Linked DNA regions of Homo sapiens: region 2 is linked to region 1. A link is a loop called in an ENCODE intact Hi-C map of the cell type or tissue named here. Cell type or tissue: endothelial cell of umbilical vein. All regions are shown on one strand.

Region 1 (2,500 bases):
TCATTTACTATGATTCTATATCCAAAATGCTTCTAACAGCACTCTGGGTGCTAGAGTTACATATTAGAATTTTTGCTTAGGAGAATTGCATATCATATTGCACTCAGTATATTCATAATATTCACTAAATGGGAAGGGGGTACGTGATGGTTAATACTGAGTGTTAACTTGATTGGATTGAAGGATACAATGTATTGATACTGGGTGTGTCTGTGAGGGTGTTACCGAAGGAGATTAACATTTGAGTCAGTGGGTTGGGAAAGGCAGGCCTACCCTTAATCTGGGTGGGCACAATCTAATCAGCTGCCAGCATGGCTAGAATAAAAGCAAGCAGAAAAACGTGTAAAGAGAGACTGGCCTAGCCTCCCAGCCTACATCTTTCTCCTGTGCTGGATGCTTCCTGCCCTCGAACACTGGACTCTAGGTTCTTTGGTTTTGGAACTTGGACTGGCTCTCCTTGCTCCTCAGCCTGCAAACAGCCTATTGTGGGACCTTATGATCACGTAAGTTAATAAACTCCCCTTTATATATGCATCTATTCCATTAGTCCTGTCCCTCTAGAGAACCCTGACTAATACAGGGTAACTATATGTCTAAACTGGCATCTGACAAGCAGCCTTGCTTTAGTTCAGCTATATGAAGCTCAGTAACTACTCTCTGTATAAAACAAAGTATACACACACACACACACACACACACCCCCAAGAATCACAACTCAGGCTCAGTTACTCAAAAAGAAAGGGTCCAGGTGGTCAGATCCTACAAATGGTAGGCAGAGAAAAGGGGGACTTTATATAAAATTCACTTGAGAAGGATCATGCTGTTGCTTTTTTTAAATGAATCTTTTATTTTAAAAATAGGTTTTGATTTACAGAAATTTAGCAAATATAGTACAGAGAGCTCCCCTTTGCCCAGCATCCAATCTGCTCAGTTGTTAAGATGTTACATTAATATGGTAAACTTTTCACAAGTAATGAACCAATATTTATACATGGTTATTATTATACATGGATAATTTTATACATGGTTATTCAGATTTCTTTTGTTTTTACCTCTTGTGTTTTTTAAATCCCAGATTCCCATCCTGGGTACCACATGACCAGTCATATCCTCTTAAAATCCTCAACAATGTGACAGTTTCTCAGACTTTCCTTGTTTTTGACGACCTTGACAGTTTTGAGGTAAACTACTCAGGTGTTTTGTAGAATGTCCTCCAGTTTGGGATGTTTGATTTTTTTCATGATTAGACTGGAATTATAGGTTTTGGGGAAAAAGATCACAAAGCTGGTGTCATTCTCATCAGGTGATATCAATGGTACACTCTATCAACACATCTGGCCACTGTTGATGTTAACTTTGGTCACCTGGTGAGGTAGACCACAAGGTCAGACTTTTCCACTGAAAAGTTAACCTTTTTCACCCTTTTCAGAATGTGGCTTTTGGAAAGAAGTCACTCTGCAAAGCCCAGACTTAAGAGGTGGATGTTATGCTGCATCTCCTTGAGGGGGCAGTATCCACATATGTTTCTTTTTAAATCACGTGTGCAATCACAATGTTTATGTAATCACAAGAAACAACGGACAAAAAGGTAAGAAGTGAAAAAGTCTCAGAGAATACCTAGCTCTGTGTTTCTGATTTAGTGAAGACTGTATTTAATAATACCCATGGGTGGTCAGATTTAATGGTCAACATTCATTATTCACTTGGCAAATTTTTTTTGCTGTCTATTCTTCGTTAAATGCTGGGTTCCATCATTTGATCTTCAAATGTGTGGCAGGTAAGAAAAGTGCCACCACTGTCACTCAGATTTCCTATGAAAAGGCCAGGCAGAATGTTGATCCTGGCTGTTACAGATTTAGCTGTAAAGAATACCCGGGATTCTGGACAACAAGTCCAATACTCAATACTGTGGTCACCCTAACACCACTAAGAAGAACAGAACAGGCTGCTTTTGTTAAATATTTGCAAGGGTAATCTTTATTTGCTGAGCTATACCTGCCACTGAGAAATCAAGGATTCAGCTAAAGTTTTATTTGGGTCATCCTAGTGTTCCAGCTCCTCCAGACACAACTTCCTCTCCTACCCTTGACTCTCCTAGCCTCTGTAAACTATTACACTGGTGATATCTAGTTTCCTGCTACTGGAAATAAGCACTGTATGGACTGGTCTTGAATGCCTACTGTCTAATTGTATTATCAATGTGTTTACATGGAATTATTGCTTTAGAACTTTGATGTTCTTTTAAGAGCTCAAATTATTTTGGCATTTTACAGATCAGCCTAGTGGTCTTTGAGAAAATAATGAATATCTACTAAGTGCATAGCATTGTATTAGACATCGTAGAAAATGCCTTCAAAACAGAAAGAGATTACAACAGAATAATTGGTACTGGGAGTTATCATCTAAAAATTGCCAAAGAATATGAAAATCTCATGACTTGGGCATGTAATTCTCATAAGAAAGAGAAAGACAGAGTTGGTCAAGAGAGGTGAGGTCTGGA
Region 2 (2,500 bases), 190 kb after region 1:
TTATATTTACTTATTTTAGCTTTACTTTTGTGTTCATATGACTTCGAAAAGAATATTGGATGTGGAGTCCAGCCAGAGTGTTTACACACAATTTAATGTGATTTTGATTGTAAATGAAATACAAGTCTCCTAAAGATGCTACCTGGGTTGGCATCATCAAGGGCTCTAAAAACTTGATGAGATTTCATCTACAGCACGAGCTTCTTAGGTGTTGGTTAGAATTCCTCATGGTTTTACAAAAGATTTCTTGCATAATTATACACAATGAGAATAACTTAGAAAGAGACTTGGTACATATCCATCATTTAGTGTTGCCTTTCACAATAGGCAATTGAATTTTTTAAAATGCCATTATTATTCTCTTAGTAGAAAATGATATGAGTAACATGTTTCCTACTAAGCACTGTATGTCAGAGACTATATTGAACTTTGCAGTTGCTCCCTGAAATAATTTTTCACCTAATATGAATTAATTTTTTAAAAAGCAAATGAGAGCTTAGCAAATGAAACTGATAATCATAGTTCAAAAGTTTGGATATTAATCCTTGATATGAGTTGTTGCTAATAAATCTTTTGGAAAAAACAGTTTACCTGACATTCTTTTTTTCAAAAAACAATTATATTTGAAATTATTTTATACCTTTAATTTAGGGGCCACCAAAACCTTTATTAAGTTTCTGATTAATTATTCTGTCATATTAGCCACACGCTGGTGTCCACAATCAAAATCAAAGAGTCATCTTAGGCTGATACTGGTTCTTCATACCCCACATCCATGGTAGTGGTCAGTTTCTTCCTTCATAATGTCTAAACATCATCCCTCTCTTCCAGGGCCTCTTCTTCAGGAAATATTTTCACAGTCTCCTTACTGACTACCCAGTCTTTTGTAGCCCTTTAATCCTTTCTACACAGCAAGGTCAGATTAAATCCCTCTGAAGCTCCACTTTCACCATGCTTACTTCCCTAATGATTTAAGAAGGTACAATGGCTATCTATTGCCTGCCACATGAAATCACACCATCAGCTAGCTGGTATAACTATATTAGTCAAAAAATTAACTGTCACAGTAGCACTCACAGACAGATACCTGAGTACAGACAGGACTCATAGAGGGTTACATCCTCCTGGGCTGGTTATGAGCAAGGGGCTGGTCTTGGACAATATGTTTTTAGGTACATTCTATTTCTTAGACTGCCCAGTAGGCTCTGGAAAATTGATTCATTCTAATAACACGCATGAAGACAGCTATTAACTAGGACACAGATTTCTTAATTTTCAGTGGTCCAACCACTACCAGGGCTGGGAACAGGACTGGTCAGATCTGAACAGGGCACTCCCTTCCTGGTGAGTGGTTCCCCCGGGAGACCAGACTATTTATCAGAGGGCGTGTAGGAAGCACAAAATCGAAAAAAGGAAATTGATTGTTGCTTGAAGGAAATATGCGTCATACTTATACAACCCAACCTATTGACCTTCTCCACCCAAGGGACAGCTCAGACTATGAAGGAAACAGAACTATCCTTATCATCTAAATCAAAACACCAATATCCCTTGGGAGTGATGAATAAACAGGGATGGTTCTTTTATCTACTTGTTTGTGTTAGTTACCTATACTTAAAAACAAACAAACTAAATGTACTTATTGGTTTCCCAACTTCATATCATTATGGTACCTCTTTGTGATATGTTAGTACATTCAGCCTGACTTTCACTTTAGGCTTTCTTCCTAATGAAGCAAAATTTCATAAATAAGCAATTCCTAAATTACAATACAGTATGAGATAAAATTACACAAATTCCAGTCATTGCCTGGTGTTAAATTCTTGTGCCTATTTCATTGAGTGTGATTTCCCAGCCTTGTCTCCAAAGATAAAGATTTATCTGACTTCCATTCATATATTCCTATCCTATCACCAAATGGCCCTGAAATTCACTTCCACTTCGCAAACAATTTACCCAACTCATAGAACCCTACCAATATTCTGTTTCCTCCACTCAGTTAACTCAACAGTTTTTTTTATTAAGAGCTTGCTGTTTTCTACACACTTTGATGGAAATCCAGGCAAGTAGATGAGGAATGAAGACACAGAGATAAATAAGAAAAACAAAGGCCTTGCTCCCCTGAATGAAGGTGTCAGTTGGTGACACAAACAATCACAGCACAATTTGCTAAGAGATGGAATAAGAGGTAGCCATTGGCCAGGCGCAGTGGCTCATGGCTGTAATCCCAACACTTTGGGAGGCCAAGGAGGGTGGATCACCTGAGGTCAGGAGTTCGAGACCAGCCTGACCAAAATGGTAAAACCCCATCTTTACTAAAAATGCAAAAATTACCCCAGCATGGTGGTGTGTGCCTGTAGTCCCAGCTACTTGGAAGGCTGAGGCAGGAGAATTGATTGAGCCCAGGAGGAGGAGGCTGCAGTGAACCGAGATCATGCCACTGCACTCCAGCCTGGGTGACAGAGTGAGACTCTGTTTCAAAAAAAAAAAAAAAAAAAAG

What was found. Peaks named below come from ENCODE experiments on the same cell type or tissue, not always from the same donor. Only the 100,000 strongest peaks of a DNase experiment are listed, where the experiment ranks them.
Region 2: it touches region 1 in a loop (7-fold over the local background); 2 of 110 quality-filtered maps call a loop at or near these places.

What each region holds. Positions count from the first base shown.
Region 1 is chr12:28,962,760-28,965,259 of GRCh38, reverse strand. No RefSeq gene overlaps it. Among named protein-coding and RNA genes, the nearest start is that of FAR2, 190 kb to the left of the region's middle. In endothelial cell of umbilical vein, a CTCF peak has its summit at 1,482; a DNase peak (open chromatin) is centred at 1,529.
Region 2 is chr12:28,769,444-28,771,943 of GRCh38, reverse strand. All of the region lies in intron 2 of LOC105369711 (a long non-coding RNA gene), which reads left to right. LOC124902907 (a long non-coding RNA gene) reads right to left here and starts at 1,145. Exons shown (of 4, transcript XR_007063256.1): 1 at 1,088-1,145. In endothelial cell of umbilical vein, no CTCF peak of the experiment used is centred here; a DNase peak (open chromatin) is centred at 1,413; H3K27ac peaks cover 1,557 bases.